2 separate regions of the Mus musculus genome follow, and region 2 is linked to region 1. A link is a contact called in ENCODE POLR2A ChIA-PET data. All regions are on one chromosome and are shown on one strand. Each heading gives the region's core, a stretch centred on a gene start or an enhancer-like site at or near the end of the contact. The rest is flanking DNA. Distances are from core to core; before and after follow the strand shown. Region 1 holds the start of Ppp1r12a (protein phosphatase 1, regulatory subunit 12A). Region 2 holds the start of Pawr (PRKC, apoptosis, WT1, regulator).

What was found. ChIA-PET counts read pairs that join two places held with the same protein, here RNA polymerase II (POLR2A).
Region 2: POLR2A ChIA-PET joins it to region 1 with 12 read pairs in embryonic stem cell. The contact joins the promoter of Pawr here to the promoter of Ppp1r12a in region 1. POLR2A ChIA-PET finds 5 or more read pairs at or near these places in 4 of 5 experiments (Patski and embryonic stem cell).

What each region holds. Positions count from the first base shown.
Region 1 is chr10:108,159,205-108,164,010 of GRCm38, reverse strand. Ppp1r12a (protein phosphatase 1, regulatory subunit 12A) reads right to left here and starts at 1,913. Exons shown (of 25, transcript NM_001368736.1): 1 at 1,375-1,913. The coding sequence starts at 1,611. It overlaps Gm40754 (a long non-coding RNA gene), which reads left to right and starts at 3,574. Exons shown (of 4, transcript XR_872014.2): 1 at 3,574-4,806.
Region 2 is chr10:108,330,254-108,335,059 of GRCm38, reverse strand. Pawr (PRKC, apoptosis, WT1, regulator) reads right to left here and starts at 2,871. Exons shown (of 7, transcript NM_054056.2): 1 at 2,812-2,871; 2 at 1,749-2,372. The coding sequence starts at 2,243. It overlaps Gm40755, which reads left to right and starts at 2,057. Exons shown (of 2, transcript XM_017314170.2): 1 at 2,057-4,806. The coding sequence starts at 2,327. The coding sequence ends at 3,283.

The DNA of each region.
Region 1 (4,806 bases), core at 664-3,163:
AATAAAAGGAAAATGCCTCCATACCATGTCTTTTTAAAAGGTATAAAGTTAACAGGCACAAAATAATAAAGTTTAGGTACAAAGTGCGGAGCCTTAGGTTTCAACCTCTGTTTTTAACCACACTATTATTCAAAATAGAGCTATGCTCTCCCACACAACCAAGAGGAGTCTGAGGGGAGCGGGAAAATTCTTTTTCACTGTAAATTTCCTAGTAATTCCAAGTTTCTTAATATGAAAATAGAAAGAATCTGTCGTGGCATCTATTACCAGCACTTTAAACTTGCTTTTCAAGCAGAACTCTAAGGGTTCTGTTGCTTTTGGCTTGTTAAAGGCAAAGCAACATTATCTCTGGATTGCCAATAGTTTCTCCTTATTTGGCTAACATTGAGAGATCCCAATCGGACTACTATAAAACTTTAACATGCACAAAGCATCCATTTTGAGAAAAGGTTGTGATTAGCTTTGGTTTTTTTTTTTTCTCTCCCCCTCCCCACCACCACCACCAAAAAATAAAAAAATAATAATAATAAAGTTTGGCAACTGTCTTTGAGGAGTACACAGTGTTTATTCCCATCTTCCCTAGCCCCGGTGTGCACTCCAGGAGCCAGGACTCAGGGATCTGTGACTGCGACCAACTTCGAGTACAGGAACCCATAGACTCCAGTTACGAGGTGGGCAAGCCCACTCGGGAAGACTTCCCTTATCAGATTCACTACCAATCCCCTCTCTTTCAGCCACTCCGGATTAGCTAATTACACCCCGTTTCCCCCTCCCCAGTGACCAAGAGTAATAAAGGAGAAAACAGGAAATCGTTCGCTCGGGGCACCCGGCTTTAAGGGTTCGGGCTTTAAGGGTTCGGGATCACTAATATCATCATCCTCATTTGTAATCAAGTCCTAAAAATGTACACCAACACCAATGCCCACCTCCAGGCCAGTGGGCTCCATCTGCCCCAAGAGTCCCTGTTAGTGGATTTTTTTTTTTCAACAACCCTCCCCGCCCCACGGTCTATCACTGACACCGGGCCTCGGCACAACCCATTACTCTCCGGCTCGGCTTGACCCAGACTACCAGACCCAGACACATGTCCACAAATGGCCCTGGAGGCCCCCAAGAGGACCACAGTCCATTCTGCCCCGCGCCCAGGAACATCGGCCGGGTCCCCCCCCAAACTGCACAGGCTGCGGGCGAGCGGCTCTGGAGGGGGGCCCGGAGCCCCGCGCCCCAGCCAGCCTCCCGCGACGGAGCCGCCCCCTCACCCGCAAGCAGGGAGTCTCCCGCCACCCCCCGGCCTCAGCCCCGGCCCCGGGCGCGAGCACCACAGCGGGCCCCGGGGTTCCGGGGTCCGGATGAGGGGACGCCGGGCACACAGACCTGGTGCAGGGCGGTGAGTCCGTCCACATTGGCGTAATTGATGTCGGCGCCGCGGTGCAGCAGCTTGAGGACCTCGTCCGTGTCGCCGCTGGAGCAGGCGGCGAGGAAGACGGCGCCATCGTCGAACTTCACCTTGGTCTTCTGGCGCTTCACCACGGGCGGCTCGAGGTCCGTCTCGGAGCCGATCCAGCGCTTCAGCTGCTCGTTCCGCTTCTGCTTCGCGTCCGCCATCTTCATCCCCTCTCCAGCCGCCGGCTCCTCTTATCGCGAGCTGGGGCGGGGGGGAAGGGGGCGGCGGCGGCGAGGGGACGCCGCCGGGGGGAGTATGCGACCGCGTCGGCGACAGAAAGAGAGAGAGAGAGAGAGAGAGGGGCCGGAGCGGAGCGGAGCCGCGAGCCGGGGAGGAGACGCTCGAGACTTCCAGTATCCCACAGAGCACTGGGGCGAGCCCGGCCGAGCGGGCCTCTCTTCCTACCACAGACGCCCTCCCGCCCCCGGCACGGCCGCCCGCCCGTCAGTCCGTCAGCCGCGGCCCGGCTGAGCGTAACTTCGCGAGATCGCGGCCGGGGAGGCGCCCTGCGGCCCAGTGCGCATGCGCGCTCCCGCCTCGGCCTGGGCCTCGGCTTCGGCCCGGCCCAGGAAGAGCTCGGGGGCCGAGCGCTGGCGGGGGCGCTACCGGAGGGAAGCGGGTGTGGCTCTGGCAGCCGGGGGCTGGGCCGCTCCTGGAAGGGAGGAGGCCGGGAAGGAAGGTTGTCTCGTCCGGCGGGACCGAGAGCTCTAGAGGCAGCCGGGTCGGGCGGCGAGGCGGGACCGGGCTGACCTGCCTGCCTCCTCCCGGGCTCGGCGGGCCGCGCGAGGCGTCTGCCCGGGGCGGAGGGTTTTCCTATTGGCTGCGTGATTTGAATGGAGAGGACACGGGTCGTGCATTAGGTGCTTGTGGGGGTTGCTCTTCCCGAGGAACTCGGGGGGAAACCCGGGCGATCCTGATGAGAGCGTTTTAAAAGTGGGGTCGGAGTCGTCTCCACGGCCCCGGTGGCATTGACCGAGGTGATCGCCTACTGGCAGGGGATGGTGACCTGCGGTTAATTGCAGTGGCTTCCTGCAAACACCCACTGCAGAAATGTCTTTCCTCTTAGGCTTGCTCAGTATTGTTGTTTTGTTTTTCCCCCGTCTTTAAGCCTGTTTTGATTTCTTCTTCCTCCATCGCTTTTCGGCCTGGGTGGCACTGCCCATGAGGGCTAGTTCAGCCTTGTTAACTGCTCCTGACCTTTTAAGGGATTTACGGTTTCAGCTCCATTGCTTTCTATGGAGTAAAGACCCGGCTGCGTCTAGAATTCAAAAGGAATGTGGACGAAGGCAGTTACTTCGACTGATATTTATCCAGTACATGTCTAAAAAGTCGTGACTTCCTAGGCTCTGAAAATACAGTAAATACGATTTATTTGAGCCCATTTCTTAAATTCTTGTGTTGCAAAGAACATCATAAGGAGATTTTAGCTTTGCCTTTTCTAAACACTCTCCCGTCCCATACACTTTAGATCTATAATGTCATAAAACCCTACCACTGGTCCTTTTTGGGAATCCTGTAGACTGTGAACCCCCCCACCCCCAAAGAAAATAGTTGCCTTGCCCCTAACCGCCTCCCAGTGCTGGGAATACAGCAGTGAAAAGTTATTTTCTTACTCTTCAGCATGTTGCCTTTCTGGTAGATTAGAATAACTGAGTAAAATATGCTGGGGGAACCACCTTATAGAACTGAATATTCTGAATTTCAATGTTAGGAATAGTAATAAAATCCAAGCTAAGATAAAACTACTTCCTTGAAACACAAAACGAGTGTGCCACACATGAAATACATCTATATCTTCATAAAATGTATTGAGGATCATACCACTAGACCTCTGCACAACAATGAGAACAGTGGTGTTTGGTACTGAATCATCATCATCATCTTCTTCTTCTTCTTCTTCTTCTTCTTCTTCTTCTTCTTCTTCTTCTTCTTCTTCTTCTTCCTCCTCCTCCTCCTCCTCCTCCTCCTCCTCCTCCTCCTCCTCCTCCTCCTCCTCCTCCTCCTCCTCCTCCTCCTCTTCTTCTTCTCTCTCTCTCTCTCTCTCTCTCTCTCTCTCTCTCTCTCTCTCTTTCTCTCTCTCTCTCTCTTTCTTTTCCAGATACGGTTTCTCCATGTAGATCTGGCTGTCCTGGAACCCACTTTGTAGACTTCAAACTCAGAAATTGGCCTGCCTCTGCCTCCCAAGTGCTGGGATTAAATCTGTGTGCTACCACCATGGAGCAGGGTCATGAATTTTCTTAACGTGAAACTATAAAATCCCTATGCACAGAATATGGCCCTCCCAATCAAAGAAAAGAATTGAGTATACTCTTACCAGCTCTCCTATCTACCTAGAGAAAACTGACTTTTCCTTGTTTTCTGAGAACATTCTGTCTATTTATTTGCTATTAAAAGTGCTCTTGAAATACACATTCATTGGAATTTCACATTTTCATTTGGGCAAGAGGACTGCAGTGGGAGATATGCCATTTCTAACTCAAGCACTTCTTTCAGGACATAAAAATAATACAAAAACAAGACAATAGTTCATTAACAAAACATAGTTAATTCCAATTCCCAAAAGCTATCAATTAAAAACAAAATAGAAACCTCAAACCTTGGGCTGTTAGCTTGTCCAGACTTCATTTGAATTTAGCTTTTTATTCTCCATAACTGTTAAGGTCAGACAGCTCTTCCTGTTGCCACCTGTACCAGCTCTGTCTTTTTAGAATTATGTATATATATATAACATAACATGAAAGATCTATAGTTCATTCAGAAATAAGCACAACACTTTATTAGAACATATAGAAAGCCACCATTTCATATTATGTTAATTACTGAGTGGTCTAAGCCGAAGTTGAAGAAATACAAATATGTCCATTTCCTAATGACTTGTATGTAAGTTAGAGTGCGGGGATTTTAGTTCCTTTAAGGCAGATGGACTCTTAAGGTGGAAGCACGTGTGTTTTAGAACCTGAATAAATGTTTACAGTGGGCTAATATAAAATATTTAGTCCCACTGATGGTGAAAGAATTGGCCAGATTCAACAGTGAACCATCTGAGCTTGCTTTGGACTCATCTGTAGCTCTGGGTCATGGCATCTCAAATCTTTTGCCTCTGAACAAGGTCAGTCTCTCTCCTCAGCCAGAGATGCCTTGTACTCCTCTAGGATGATTAGCTGTCTTCTAACTTTCCAGGTCAAGGTTTTCTTCAAGACAGGGTTTCTCTGTATAGCCCTGGCTGTCCTGGAACTCACTGTGTAGACCAAGCAGGCCTCGAACTCAGAAATCCGCCTGCCCCCGCCTCCCAATGCTGAGACTAAAGGCTGCGCCACCACCGCCTGGCCTCAGGTGAAGGTTTATGCCACATCAGGCTCTAT
Region 2 (4,806 bases), core at 1,622-4,121, 170 kb before region 1:
AGTTTTACATCTGCCAACATATCTCCCAAAATAAGACTCCTGTCAGATGAACCCTGAAAGAAGAGTGGAAATGACAAGTTCTTTTATTTGGACCAGAAGATGCTTTTAAAAATAAAGCTAAGGAATGCAGCCTTCCCAAAGCTGTGTCTTCAATTCCCCTTAACCTTCATATTTTTACATTTGAAATAAAAAAAGAGAGAAGAGAGAGAAGAAACCTGGAAATTTGATTACCATTCTTATGAATTACTTTGAAAGCAACTTTAATGAGTAGCAGATATCTTGAATAAATGGCAAGCCACCAGGACAGTTGTTCTGGCTGATAAAAATCTCTTGAGACATTCACATAAAAATCCAAAAATATATCCTACAGAGACACACTGATTCTCTAGGTATGAAAGTCATAGTAATACTTTAAATTATGATCCTAATATACTCATTACTACAAACTACCTAGCCCACAATTAAAGTTAGTAAATTGGTGGGGGTTAGGGGCTGGAGACAGACTCCCCAACACATAGCCCTGACTGGTCTCGAACTCCCTGCCTTCCTGTCTGTGCCTCATAGGACTGGAATCACAGGTGTGAGCCTTGATGCCTGGCTTCTAATGTCATTTTATGTTTTGTTTTGTTTTGTTTTGTTTTGTTTTGTTTTGTTTAAGCAGTGCTGGGGACCAAACACTGGGCCTTAATGGTGCTAAGCAAATGCTTTATCACTGAGCTACATTCTCAGCCCAAAGTTAGTAAATATTTTAACAGCCCTTTAATGGCTAACAAGGCCAAGAATTAAAAAGTTGTGGGTGGAGAGTTAAAACTAAAAAGCCATAGAGTAAAAGATGTGGCTTCCTCGAGTGAAAAACAGAGGTCAAACCACTTCCCAGAGTTTTGGAATTGCTTCCTTTCAGGTAGATGAAGGTGTGATTATACACTTGCTTAAAAATCTTTCAAAGTTTCAAGATCTCTAATAGAACGTTCCTGATGCTAGAAGAAATGTTTGGTGATATAACACACACACACACACACACACACACACACACACACACACACACACACACCAAACATAAAGAACACACACCTCCAACAAATATTTTCCCGATTGTTCAAGACCACAATTAGTTGCTGAGACTCCAGAACTTAGTTGCTACAGCATCTCTGCTGTCCAAAATACCGCTGGGGCGACTTTAACACGGGTTTACTGCGAGATAACGCTTAGCTATTGCTAAGGCTACGCTTTCTTTAAAGGTGCCTTTGCTTGTAAACACTGCTAGGGAAGTGGAGATAAAACAACCTGATAGCCCGAGATGGACACGTGGGAAATCAGAAGACGTCATCACCTCCACGAATCGATTTCCCTAACACTTGATCTCTCTCTCTCTCTCTCTCTCTCTCTCTCTCTCTCTCTCTCTCTCTCTCTCACACACACACACACACACACACACACACACACACACACAGACTCAGAGACAGACAGACAGACAGACAGACAGACAGAAGTCTAGGCTGCCAAATCCTGGGGAATACCAACTGTCTATCATTCTAAAGCAATAATCCGGTTCCAGGGGCGGAAAAAAGAGCACGTGTCCAACTTTTCTGGGTCGGGGTAACTTCCCAGCAATCATTTACTCCAAGTAAAACTCCATCCCCGCTGCAGAGAGTGGAAGGGAACTCCGGGCCCCGGACCGAGGGAGCTCCCTGGTGGAAGACTCGGGAGGCGGCCCCGAGCCCCGCACCGGCCCGCCCCGCCCGGCTCACCTCCGCCGCGGGGATGTTGACCACGCCGGTGGAGCGGCGCTTCTCCCGCAGCTTCCTCTTCTCGATCTGCCCCTTGCCTTTCCTGGCGCTGGGTCCCGAGCTGCGGCCCTTCTCCCGGGCGCTATCCGGCTCCTCCTCATCGCCCCGGGACCCAGGCGCTCCCGAGGCCGCAGCGGCGCTAGGGCACTCGTCCTCCGCCCGCCGGGAGCCGGGAGCCGCGCGGGGCAGCGTGGACGAGCCGTGAGCGCAGTTCAGGGCGCCGGGCGCGGGGGCGGCAGGTGCGGCCGCGCCCGCGGGGCCGTGGTTGAGCTCCGAGGTTCCCGCGACCGCGGTCGGGGTCAGCGATCCCGCGGGGGACTTGGCGGCTGGATCCCCGCCGCTCGACCCCGGGCCCGCGGGGTTCTGCTTGGCGCGCATCTTCTCGCGCTTCGCCTTCCACTCCTCCAGGAAGTCCGTGGTGGTGCTGCCGCCGCTCCGGTAGCCGCCGGTCGCCATGTTCCCAGAGGGGCCGGCGGGGGCGCCCCTCACGCCGCGACTCCTGTCTCCCGCCGGCGCCGCCGCCTGCCCGGGAAGCGAGAATGCGCTGGGGACTGCGCGGGGTGAGCGCGCTGCCGGACCGACGCTCTGCAAGGAAGCACACGGGGCGGGGGAGGGGGCGCGGCGTCAGGTCCCGGGGTGGCCGCGAGACAGCGATCGCCGCGCCCTCGGCGTGGCCGCGCGTCCCAGCCGCCAAGTTCGCAGGACGTACCTCTGCGGTGCACCCCGAGAAATCCGACCCCGGGGAAGGAAGAGAGAGGAAGAGATGGGCCCCACCCTCGCCGCCCTCCCCGTCGCACCCAGGTCCCCGACCCCGCACCGGGACACCCGCGCCGCTGCCACCTGTGTGCACAGCTCCCCGGGACTCCCATTCCGCTCGCGCGGGCCTGAGCTCCGCGCCGCAGACGCCTCCATTCCGAGACGGGACGCGGAGAGCCACCAGCCGGCTGGAACCGGGGGGGACGTGTCCAGCGGAGAGGAGACCCGTGCGCGAGTCCCGTGCGGGTGGCCCGGAAGAGCCCCTTACCTCCGAGAAGTTTTTAGGTGGGACAAGGAGCGTGGCGGGGATGAGGGTTGTCCAGGTGAGCCGGAGCGTCCGGGACGCGCACGACCAGCCCCGGCAAACTCGCCGGCCTGAGCTGGGGGCAGTCCCTGGCTGGAGGGAGGGAGCGAGCGAGGGGCGGAGGGGGGCGGGAACCGAGCGGGGCCGAAGCGGGGCGGAAAGGGCCGAGTCCCTGCGGCCCGAAAGGGGGCGGAGAAGTACCGCCGAAGCCCCGCCCTCCGCGCTCAGGTGCGCGGCGCCCCGCCCCTCCCGCCGCCCTGACTCCTCCCTCCCGGGAATCGCACTCAGAGCGGACACCTCCTACCCAGGCTCGCAACTTCACTGCGGGCTGCCTTCCAGCTCCGCAGATTCTAGGGCGGGATCGGCCGATCCACGCCCCTCTCTCTCCTCACTCCTCTTCCCCGCCCCTCGGGTCTCCCACCACTCTTCCTTTTAAGTACAAGACCGTATTATTCTAGGGAAAGTTGTGACTTGCCGGAGGAAAAGTGCTACCAGCTAGGGGATGATTCAGGACCTGGCTCGCCAGGGTGGGGAAATACCCACATGGTCCCTTTCCCTCGCCGCCCTTCCCTCCCTCTTTCTAGACGCCAGGGGGGTGGCAGGTAGGAGACTGAGAAACCCAGCAAGCCCCTTCAAAAGCAGCGAGTGTCGTGATTTAAAAAAAAAAAAAAAGTTAGCTAAAAGGAGATGCTAAAATGATCGATGAATTATCAAGAGTTTTTTATTCTTTCAAGATCTTGTTGGCAACCCATGCGGTCTTCACGCTGTCTCTACACCGCTTATAGGCAGATTTAGCAGCAAATCTCCCCACCATCGACCTAAAGCTGGAGAGTCTCTGACTTTCCATCTTTTCTATGCCCAGGCATGAGTCAGTCCATCCTCACCTGCGATCAGAGCTAAGGGGACTTATCTCTCACATCTGTGCAATGTCAGAGTGCATCATTTTCAGGAGCTATGAAACCGTGTTTCCCAAACAGTAAGAGTCCGGAGGCACATAGGCTGACCGAACGATTCATCGTCGTTTTGCTCAGGTGACACAATGTAGGTAAGGAGGCAGCAGGTAACACGCCACAGCAATGGGCACAGGCTATAGTGACTCACAGTCTTGCATTTCTCAGAAGCAATTCTGGTCTTTGGTCTGCCTGTTGGGCTGGACATACGATTAACTTGGAGAAGGCTTAGAAAGTTGCTTGGTAAAAGGCCTCTCCCCGCACCCCACCCAAGAAGGATTAAAAAAAAAAAACAAAACAAAAAAACCAGGCTGACTGCGAGCCTAGCTGGTACCAACTTAGGTGTGCTGTGTTGGTTTCTCGGGCTTGTTTTCTGAGGCAAGCTGGAGCCTGGCTATATAGGTTCACATTCCTGAGTTAGTTACCTGAGAATGCTCACTTGGAAGGATTAAACACAGCGCTGGAAAGAGGACAGGCTCAGCCTGGATACGCATATGTAAATTACCACAGGGATCTTTAATGTATGTTTAAATTCTCTGAATTCAGTCGCTTTCTTTACTATGAAATACAGTACCTCGTTTTTAAAAGCTGTTTTAAGAGTCGACTCTGATTGTGGTGTGCTTGATTCAAGGACTACTTCTGATAATAAGATTTCAAACAATCATAGGTTTCTGTCTGGGAAGTGGAAGAAAGGAGAAAAAGACAAGGTAAGGAATATGTATTAACTTGAAAGCAATACACCTTGAATGAACAAGGGTAACACTTATAAATACAAATTTATCTCTTAATCGTCTCTGAGTCAGGAGTGCTGGCTTGCTTGGCTTTGGGTAAGTTGCTTAACTTCTGTGCCTCTGTTTACCTGCATATAAAATGGGCTAATGATACCTCCGTCGTCAGAGCACTGTGAAAGCGCCTCAGGTCCTTAGATAAAAGGTAAGAGGTGGGAACCAGAGCAGTTGCTAGTCTATAAAGTCCCCAGGGAAGAGTGGATGAAAGAGATTATTAAGGT